3 separate regions of the Homo sapiens genome follow, and all the other regions are linked to region 3. Evidence: chromatin contacts called from ENCODE Hi-C or POLR2A ChIA-PET data. All regions are on one chromosome and are shown on one strand. The core of a region is the stretch at or near the end of the contact, and the rest is flanking DNA. Distances in the headings are between cores, read along the strand shown.

What was found. A loop is a pair of places that touch in the nucleus more often than their neighbours do. ChIA-PET counts read pairs that join two places held with the same protein, here RNA polymerase II (POLR2A). Pooled maps may share reads with other maps.
Region 1: a loop to region 3 is called in a pooled map, with 2.5 times the contacts of the local background. The contact joins two enhancer-like sites. A Hi-C loop is called at or near these places in 5 of 37 single-sample maps with no recorded cell type and 3 of 50 pooled maps. POLR2A ChIA-PET finds 5 or more read pairs at or near these places in 3 of 52 experiments (GM12878 and activated T-cell).
Region 2: a pooled map shows a loop between it and region 3 (2.8-fold over the local background). The contact joins two enhancer-like sites. A Hi-C loop is called at or near these places in 8 of 37 single-sample maps with no recorded cell type and 5 of 50 pooled maps.

Annotation. Positions count from the first base shown.
Region 1 is chr6:137,826,334-137,829,960 of GRCh38, reverse strand. All of the region lies in intron 3 of WAKMAR2 (wound and keratinocyte migration associated lncRNA 2), which reads left to right. Among named protein-coding and RNA genes, the nearest start is that of TNFAIP3, 39 kb to the left of the region's middle. RefSeq lists enhancers at 1,760-1,809, 1,830-1,959. Within about 2 kb of position 1,405, at least 7 of the 41 ENCODE cell types and tissues checked have a DNase peak (open chromatin) inside an H3K27ac peak, as active enhancers do; they include GM12878, where a contact is called at or near this core.
Region 2 is chr6:137,902,691-137,906,313 of GRCh38, reverse strand. No RefSeq gene overlaps it. Among named protein-coding and RNA genes, the nearest start is that of WAKMAR2, 36 kb to the right of the region's middle. RefSeq lists enhancers at 885-974, 1,155-1,204. Within about 2 kb of position 1,618, at least 4 of the 41 ENCODE cell types and tissues checked have a DNase peak (open chromatin) inside an H3K27ac peak, as active enhancers do.
Region 3 is chr6:137,094,486-137,097,866 of GRCh38, reverse strand. No RefSeq gene overlaps it. Among named protein-coding and RNA genes, the nearest start is that of IL20RA, 51 kb to the right of the region's middle. RefSeq lists enhancers at 1-2, 598-767, 1,681-1,820, 3,228-3,381. Within about 2 kb of position 2,091, at least 4 of the 41 ENCODE cell types and tissues checked have a DNase peak (open chromatin) inside an H3K27ac peak, as active enhancers do; they include GM12878, where a contact is called at or near this core.

The DNA.
Region 1 (3,627 bases), core at 156-2,655, 730 kb before region 3:
TAGGAAAACAGTAACCTCTTTGCGTTCCACGTTGGACTTAATGACTATGAGTCATGTCATATATAGGAGGCAAGTTTTTCAGTGGAGATAGGAACAACTGAAATATGTTCTTCAGCCTAGTGGAGACAAGTAATTGTCATTGGCTGGTGAGTGTTTCAGATACTTCAAAGCATGGGTTGTGCTTCACCCCACCCTCTCTAGCTAAACTCCTTGGCTAATGGCCTGCATGATCTTAACTTCATTCCGGAAATACTGGTTAAGAGGATTTGGGACAGGCCATTTGGAGGCTGGTGAACCTGACAACTTACACAACCTACATTTGCAAAGCCCAGTTATTTTCTGACTAATGGGTCAGAAAGAGGGGGCAGAAGAGGAGAGAGAAATCTTCACCAAACAAACAGCCAGGCCATCTGGGTGGAGTTGCTTAAGGCAGTCACAAAAAAATGATCACATCATTTACCTCTCATTTAACAAGGGCAGAGCAGGGATACTAGCTGTGAGACACTTCTGCTCCGGGAAAGGTAGGAGCATTTGTACAATCTTTCCAGTATAGGGGAAGGGGGACATGGGAGTAGAAGTTGGATTGTTGAGTCACGAAGCAAATAGGTGTCTTTTTATTCTAATTAACTTGAGAAAGAAAGAATTTGGTATTATATCAACCCAGCACTTAAACTTTTTACCTTCATTGTATAAAAACTGTTTGTGAAAATTGTGCCACTATGACTTACTTTTTGATACGGATAATGGAGCATTCTCTAAAGGGAGCAGATGGAATGATGAGGAGGTTCAGAGTAGTGTCAATCATCAGGAAAGAGGGTGGCCCTGTTGGCCTGGGGGTGAGGGGAGAGGCTCTGACAAAGGTGCTCAGTCCCCAGCCAGGCTGCATGTGGTTCTTGTCTACCTGGGTCCACCTGAAAAGACACTACCAGATTGATTTGGGGTGTATCCTGGGCAGTGAGACTTTTGAAAGTGCATTGGTTGATTCTAATGCACAATCCAGTTGAGAACCACTGTTGAGGGAGCAGGGTGCCTGAATCATGAAATAAAAAGAGGCTTTTTATGGGAAAGGCTCTCTATCTCTCTTCTTTAACACCAGGAAAGGAGCTGTATTAGTGATAGGAAGTGATGGGGAAGCCAATGGGGGCTCAAAAGAAAGAAAGCTTTGATGCTTGGTACTGAAATGGAAGTGGCGTGGTAAGTGGAGGAGCCCCTGATGCTGGAAATGATCAAGGAGAAGGTGGACAACCATTGACTGGGAAGGCTGAACTAGCCCAGTGATGGCTAGATAGTGTCAGGAGGACCAGAAGCAACCTCAAGTCCCTTCCCCTTCACTCAGGGCAGCTCAGTTTTCTCTCTTTTTCTGTATTGGTTTGGGTTTCCCCATAAAGATTTCCTTTGAAGAAAGAGTCTGCTCAAAAAAACTTTTAAAACCACATAACTAGTTGACCTTTATGGCTATTACCAATCTGAAGTTCTGTAGCATTAAATCTTCTTTGATGTTTTCTAAGAAACCAGGCTACTGATTGATCCATTCTTCCAAAGGCCAAGGGGGAAAGGAAGGAGAGCTTACAAGGGTGGAAAGCATGAGTAGAAGAGGGGAGACTTCTCTTAGCTGAGGGCCAGGGCAGGAGCCCTTAACCCTGTCTAGGCTTGGAACCACCTGGGAACTTTTCAGTAAGACACCCTCCCAAAGCAGTGATATCAGTCTCTGGGGATGGTGCCTGGGCGTGGGTATTCATGAAATGCAGCAGAGTTGAGAACCACTGGCTTAATAGATGGGCACTGAGGAGAACTCTTTTTATACATTGAGGCCAAACATGTTAGACAACCACGAACACGGCAGTTCTTAAACTTCAGCTGCATCAGAATCACCTAGGCTTGTTCAGACAGATCACTGGGCTCCACCCCCAGAGTTTCTGATTTAGTAGGCCTGTGATAAAGCCAAGAATTTGCATTTTTAACAAGTTCCAGGTGATGCTGACACTGCTGATCTGGGGGACCACACTTTGAGAACCACTGCTTTAACAATAGGAATTTACTTTTGACCTTAAAAACAACTCCCTAACATTGGCAAGCGATTGATAGTGTGCACCCTTGATGATATGATATAATGAGAATGGCACTTTGCCTCTGTGGTCTCCCTCCCATTAAATGCATTAACTCAGTCTAATCATGAGTAAAACATCAGACAAAACCCAATGGAAGGACATTCTACAACATACCTGACCAGTAATCCTCAAAACTATCAAGGTCAGCAAAGCCAAGGAAAGTCTAAGAAACTGCCACAGCTAAGAGGAGCCTAAGGAGACATGACTACTAAATACAATGTGGTATCCTGCATGGAATCCTGGAATAGAAAAAGCACATTAGGGGCAGGGCACGGTGACTCACACCTGTAATCCCAGCACTTTAGGAGGCTGAGGCAAGCAGATCACTTGAGGTAAGGAGTTTGAAACCAGCCTGGCCAAGATGGTGAAACCCCATCTCTGCTAAAAATACGAAAATTAGCTGGGTGTATTGGCGGGCGCCTGTGATCCCAGCTACTTGGGAGGCTGAGGCAGAAGAATCACTTAAACCCAGGAGGTGGAGGCTGCAGTGAGCCGAGATCGTGCCACTGCACTCCAGCCTGGGCAACAGAGTGAGACTCCATCTCAAAAAAGAAAAAGGAAAAAAGACATTAGGGAAAAGCTGAGGAAATAATGTATCAATACTGATTCATTGGTCATGACAAAGGTACCATATTAATGTAATATGTTAACAATAGGGGAAACTCAGTATTAGGTAGGGAGCGCTCTGTACCATTACTGCACTAATTACATTACTGCACTAATTACATTAATTCTGTAATTTTAAAACCATTCTAAGATAAGCAGTTTATTTGAAAAAAAAAAAAAAAAAAAAAAAAAAAAAAGAACTTCCTGACTGCTGAAATACAGACCGTTCCTGATTGTGGTTATGGAGGAGGTGTCTTCAAAAGCATCAAGGAAAAAATATCAAATAATTGTATTTGTTTGACTGAAGACTTATCTGGATACAGGAGGTGAGTTACATAACATACCTTTATCTCTTTTTCTATGTGCTTGTGTGACTCAGATGATTGTGTGACTTTGAAATAATTTTTAAGGGCTATACTTTATATATACATATAGCATATAGATATTATACATAATACAAATATAATATACATATGTATATCAGCATACTTACAGCTGGTATGAAAGATAAGGTAGCTAGCTGATGCCTCTCAGTTTATTAGGATGCAGCCATGCAGTGGGAATACAATTTTAATTAGAAAAGGTACCTGCTGTAATGACTTAATATTCTTGGTAGAAATTTTCAACCTTTTGATTAGGCCTATCTGGAAACCATCACAATGGTGGTCTTTCTTTCTCTCTCTTCTTTTGTTTTGCAGTTCCAAGAGAACCTGCTTCAGGTGGTCTAAATGAAATAGAGTCCAAGTCCCATGCTTACGTAATATTTAGCTGCTGGTTTATAGTTATGGATGACCTTATTTCATTGGCTTCAAGAGTGCATTTCATAAAATTCCTCACTTATTGATTCAGGTTTTTTTGTTTTGTTTTGTTTTGTTTTGTTTTGTTTTTGAGACGAAGTCTTGCTCTGTCGCCC
Region 2 (3,623 bases), core at 369-2,868, 810 kb before region 3:
ATTTTATTATTATTCTTAGGCCTTATACTTAGGTTATAAATATGCTTTTTGTATTATTTATTTACAGTTTTTCGTTACTGAACAGAAACATTCAAAATGAGGGAAAACTTTATTAGAACCAGTTTGAGCAGTCTACACATTTCTCTTAGAGACACCATAGGATGGGTTTTTGAGATAGAGAGTTAGGATTTTTAAACATGACTGTGCACATTTCTGAGACCCAGTTTTCTTGTTTGTCAAATGGGGATAATACTTAACACATAATGTATTGTTAGGATGAAATTTGATCATATATATTTTTATAAACCCTAGCTTATGGACTGTCATATATTAAGTATGTAATATATACAGGTCATTGTTATTATTATTAAAATATAATATTACAGTAGTGAAGAGTTCTTTAAAAATAAACAGAAATAGAAATTACAGTTGGTCTTTTGAAATGAAACATACTGAGGTTATATTAAATGAATGCTGCATTATTTATAATATTGCTCTCGAATGTGAGGAGTATGTATGTGAGGAGTATGTTTTATTCGAAGGACTAAAAATAACTGCTGTACATCATCTAAACTTTCTCACATTTTGCATGGGACATTTACACATAATGTGTATTTTGTCCATCACATCAGGCTTGATTACTAACAATTACTACGGGTCTTCAGAGAACCGGCATTGAAGATCATTCCTATTAATGTTCACCTCCCATCAAAAGAAGATTAAGGAGAAAAGTAAGATAAAGTTCAAAGAGGAGATTTAAGGTGACAGGTCTGAGCAGACATGGCCAAGAAGTGACACTTCAAATTACCCAAGGACCTAGAGACAGGCAGAGACCTTTGAAGGTCAGGGTTTTATATGGGCTCACCATCTGGATGACTTCATTTAATGAAATTGTATCAAAGCGAGCGGGTTTTACAACCCCAGAGAGGTGGGCTTGGGGTAGCTTCCACTGAAAAGTCAAATTACTTCACAGAAAAACAAAACAAAACCAAAGGTTATGTTGCTAAAACTTTTGAACCAAAAGGAGAAGACAGAATTTCCTCCAATCACAAGGAACCAAGAAAAATATCACATTTCCTGGCTGCCCACTCAATTTACCACCCCCCGCCCAGTCCCCTTTAGTAACAGAGAAAGAAATCACAGTAGTGAATTAATAAAGCAGTGAGCCAGACTTTCCTTCCTCGTGTGATTCAGCCCCGCAGTTGGGGTGGCGGGGGGGCGGGTAGGGAGCGAGTTCTTTAACACTGAGCGCTCTGGACTGGCTTTCAATATTAGACATCCGGAGTTTTTGAAAATTAACACTGGAACAAAAGTGACTATCATACTCCATGTCCCCTTCACCCGCCCTCAGTCACAACTTTATTTTAAGGTTTCTTTGAGGCTGATTAAAAAAAAAAAAAAAAAACAACCTAATGGGAAACACTATCTAGAAATGGAGAAATCAAACCAATACTAAAGCATGTTGTAGCAATTGCCACCACCTATGATTGATTTTATTATAGGAAAAATGTGTTTTACCATAAATGACACTCCTTAAACTCGGTAACCAGCCTCCTTCCTCTCTCTTTCCAGCATATCTAGTTAATCATACATGACTGCAGCAAGGTGATGCAATAGTTTCAATGTAACTGCCTTATCTAGGCATGCAATGAGAAGACCTGTGTGGTTGAGGAGATGCAGACACTCACAGCGTGGCCCCTTGGGCATAAGAATAGTGGTGAGAGTTTTTCCACTGAGTCTTGCAGGGGTATTTGTGGCACCTGTACCTTCTGGAAGGTGCCCCCAAAACCCGGAGATCAGATAGGACTCCAGGGCACTGTGCTGACTTTCTTGCCCTGTGCTTACATTTCTGAGACAAGGATCTAAGAATAAATTCAATTTCCAGTCCCCTCACTTGCTTTGTGAGTTTTCAAAACCCGAAAAGGCCTACCTAAAACAGCATGCACATCCAGAGGTACTCCTGTTAACCGCTAGTGGCATTGACGACTATGAGATGCCCCATTGGCAAGGAGATGCCCCCTCGTTTTTGAGTCCCCCACTGACATTCTCAGGATGATGTCTGTTGGAGACACACTTCTAGCAGGTAAAATTCACACTAACAGGCAGGGTGAACTCTTCCAGACCACCAGAGAAAAAGCAACACTTCATGCTAAAACTTGGACAATACAAGTGTAAAAATACTACCTGGGGCCAGGTGCGGTGGCTCATGCCAACAATTTGGGAGGCCGAGGCGGGCCAATTTCTTGAACTCAGGAGTTCAAGACCAGCCTGGGCTACATGGTGAAAATATCGATAGATAGATAGATGATAGATAGATAGATAAAAAAAAATTTTAAAGCCAACTACCGGGGGTGGTTGTCTCTCCCAGCTGAGAATGAAGGAATCCTCCAAGCACAACTCTCTGTGGAATTCACCATTATCATTCTCTAGCACATGATAGAGCATTCTAGAAAGTGCCCCAAAGCTGCTTTCTCACCCAGGAATAATGAGCCTCAGATGTGAGCTGGGGCTAAAAGGTACCTGGACAACTGCCCTCCTCTGAGGAGGAGAGGTTGGGCCTTGGTGCCCAGAGCAGTGGTGAGTAGTCATCTTATCTCCTTTTACTTCCTCTGTGAAGCCTCTGCACTGGATTTTGACATCACAGATCAATATGATCCTATCCACTATATGCAATTCACAGAAGAACTGTGTAAAATACTTGAATAGAGATTCTGACTTCTAGTTACAAGTTGTTCTCACTGTTAAAAAGGAAAATTGGCCTCGGTCGTTTCTTAACAATGCTACCATTTACTTCAAGAAGAAAATTGTGGGCTTTAACCTTTGCGCATTTGATTCTTCCGCACGGCCTTCCAAGGAACTAGGGTAAATGGACAAATAGTTCTTATAATTTAATACCGCTGTTTAAAAATAGATACTGTACTGAATTTTTTGCTAATTATATTAATAACTTCAAAGCCTTTTATGGAGGATGCTTGCTGGAAACAGAAGGTATTTTTATTTCACTGAAAAACGTGATGAGATTTGGGTTTAGGATTTTGGAGGGAGGACCTGGAGTGTAGTGTAGTTGTTCAACGCATTTGTCAATATGTTCTTTTAGGATATCATATTTGGTCTTGTTTAAGGAATTCTTTTCTATTCTCAAGTCAGAAAACTATTTACCCATATATATTCCTCTCATAAAGTTTTGTTTTTGACATATAAATTCCTTACTCTGTCTGTAATTGATTTTTAAGCAGACTAGGAGCTAGGAATCCAAATTCAATTTTATCTATATTTATAATCAGTTTTCCAACTGTACTTTTTAAAGATTCCTTCCTTTCTCTACTGCTCAACTATGTCACCCCCATCATGTGACAAATTTCCATGTATAAATGTGTCATATGAAGTGATAGTCTCACTGGTGAGCAAGGAAATCCAAGTCAAGACTGTTGAGATGTCATCTACACCCTGTTAACTGGCCTCTCCATTCTATTCCACTGAAAATTTGTCTGTTCTTATGCCAGTACGAAACTATTATTTATGATAAATTGTTCTTGTAGGATGAAGACAGCTAGCTCTTAGTGTATTATCTTTCTAAACACAGTTAGACTTGGTTTTCCAAGAGTTTGTTTCTTTTATGTTGA
Region 3 (3,381 bases), core at 842-3,341:
CAAGCTTTCTAGTCAGTGTCTGGCAAATGGAAATTTTTTCAAGAATCTTAGCTATTATTGTAATTCTTATATAGTCTTTGAAACAACTCTGTAAAGTTGCCGTTGTTTTTCCCATTTCATCAGAGTGAGCCAAAGTTCAGAAAGTTCAAGCCCAAGGACATCTACCTGAGCTGCTGTGGTGAAGCCACGCAGTCCATGTTCTTCCCAGCCACATTTTGCTGCCAAAGGCTAAATAATTCAGCAAGATTCATCACAAAATTCAACAATATGCCCCATGAAAAATCTGTCTTCGACTGTTTGGAGGGTGGGCATTTTGTCCTTTAGGACAGATATTGAAAGAGGCTTCTGGATATCACTCTGATATGAAGCGGCTATTTTAGGATTTCAGGATGATTTCTTATAAGAAAGAGCTGGTATACTAACAGTAATTAATCTTTTACTTGCCAGAGGGAAAGAAATACTTTACAATGTCTTCATTATTTTTTCCTATTTCAGAGTTTTCCAATGTCTGAAGGCAAATATGCCTATCAATTGCAAATCACAAATTCTCAACCTGGACTCTGAGGCATGGTATTGAGTAGAATGCTATAAATATGACCCAGCTGTTAACTTTGCATGTTACAAACAGAGATGTTTCATAATGGCTCATCAAGTGACTTATAAACATCAATGATGCAAGACAGAATAACTTGTTTTTTTCTACTATACCATGATGTTAAATACATCTTCTGTATTAGATTTTGTTACCTACATTCTCCCTTTGTTTATTTTTGAAAAATAAAATCCTTTTTATGGTACTCCAGACATACATTTGCATATCAGAGAGTTGGTAAAAAGAAAAAAAGAGAGAGTTATTTGGTATAAAAAGGAGTCATTAAAGACTTTAACATCAATTTGGAAAATTCAAGAATTAAGGCAGAAGACTATCATGCAAAAAGCAGTAAGTTCAAAGTAAGAGTTTAAAAAAGCAAGGGAGATTGTGGGAAATGAGCTGCCACCTTTTTTTCCCAGATTTTTATCTCATTTTAACTTTCTTTTAGGTACAATGGATGCAGACATGTCTGTAAACATTACTAATTTGAAATTACTCCTCTTGAATTTGAAGCGTATTATTTGATGGAATACTGTAAATGTGCTCACAGATGTTTCCTCACATGCTTCAAAACATAGGTGTCCCAACATGGTCAGCCAAGTGGCTTTTAAATATTGATGATGCAAGAAAAATTACCATGTTTTTATATAATTGGGCACCATTGAGGTTTTGCAAGGCTTCAGATTTTACTGGTAATAAAAGCTATAAATTGAGTCTTCCCTTACTACCAATCTCTTCATCTCAGACCTGCCCCAAAACCCTACTTGTCTGACATAATAAACAGTTGAACCCCAGCATAATTAACCAATTTTATAAGATGGTTTTATGATCAACCTAGAATATAGATGATACAAATGTCTTCCCATGTTACAGGGTGGCAAGCCGATTTTCATCAGACATTTATGAGGAGATCATTTTCTCTGACCACTTCATTCCCAAGGCCAGGGCTGATGGGAGGTAGGGTAGGTGGTGAGGGAGACAGTGAGGAAATGGAAGTTCTATCACCAAGAAAATTTCCTGGTGAGTGTGATATCAGGCAGTGAGAGAGTTTGAGAAGCAAAGAGCAGTGGTTTGCTTTTATTTTTTGGTTTTTGTTTTGTGGTGGTGGTGTGGGGTTTGTTTTTAGTGACAGGCTTTAAATCACAAAGAAACATTTCAAAAGTAAATGACATTTAACTTGAATAACTGGACAAATGATTCTTCTAACATCATCTGAAGAGAAGCTATTTACCTTCTGATGCATTGGTGAGGGGCCATATGGTGTTGTTATGCCATTTATGCATAGGAATTCCTGTTTTCATACTGAAGTATGTACACACACACATATATACAGTGTTAGTTCTACTGCTCTCTCATCAGTGGATTTCAGAGATATTTCCATTTAGTCTCATTGAAGGTCTGGTGTGGGAGGATATGAGAGAGGAAGTCACTGGGCCCATGGGAAACTGAGTTTGGGTGCAACCTCTGAAGCCAGAAGAAGGGGAAGCCACCAGTAACCTAGTTATCTCATCCAGGCAACCAGTGATGATTTACATGCACAGCTGTCCTCAGACAGCCCTGCTGCATGGCTGACAATTACAGGATGGTTGAAACCCTGCTCTCTGTGTCTAGTAAATATTATTTCTATTGTCATGTCAAAACACTAGGCCTTTTTTCAATTATTCAGCTTTTCTTTTACAATCATCGATTGTACTGTGGAAAAAACCTCAGGAGAAAACTCTATTATATACCAGCCAGAATCCTTTAACGAGTAATTTTGCACATTTACCATAAACTTAAACTTGAATCTTACACTCTTCAGTGTTTTGGGTTGCAAACAACAGTAGATTTTCTGGCTAACCTGAATTTGTTAGAAGGATATAAATAAGCTCCCAGCGTTGTTGGGAAAACTCAGCATACTTAGGCAGAAACGAAGGTAGGCAAAGCCCCGCCAACATCCTGCAGGGACCTGCTGATCCCGGGTGCTTGCTATTACGCCACTAGCCTACACCTGACATCACAAATAATATGCAAGTGGCTGAGCCTTTGAGATGCCCAGCCACGCTTTGGTCACATGACCATGCTCCAGCAGCCAGGGGTCAAAGAGTCGAAGAAAGATCGTCCCCCTTTGACTTCCATTGCGGCGAGGGACAAGCCCTGTCCCTCACCCATCTTCAGATTCTCCCCAAACAGGAAGGATACTGGGCATCCAGAAGCACAAAATGTTTAGGGCTTGGTGGTCGGTGCTTTAACTACATTTCCTCACTTAATTATGACAACAGCCGCGTCACTCCTGTCTTAAAGATGAGAAATCAAGGCTCGAAAAAGACAAGCAATTGCCCATCATGGTGAGATCTAAGATATTGAAGCCCCATTGCACACATCACAGAAATCTTACATTATGATTAATCTCACTCAAATGTTAGGTGTCTTTGAGTGTATTTCCTTAGAAAAGTTGTGATCTGAATGTGGTAACACTCTTGACCAAAACACAGGTTTCATTAAAAAACAAAACAAAACCATTTCTTCAAACACAGCCGTGTCATAATAAGAGTCTTTAAGAATAAGTTAGTGCCTGTCTATTCCATATTACAAGCTGAAAGCATAATTTCTTTAAGCTTAGCTGTCAATTTATCTGAAAATATGGAAGGAATAACATATTCTTAGTTTACAACAAGGAATTTATGGCTTAAAGATGCTTAGAGGGGACTGTTTTTTTGCTTCTGCGTAGAACCACAGCACGCTACTGACCTCCTGTGGCCATATTTCAAGGTACTGTCTTCTATTTAAAAGGAGCTTCTTCAAAGAGA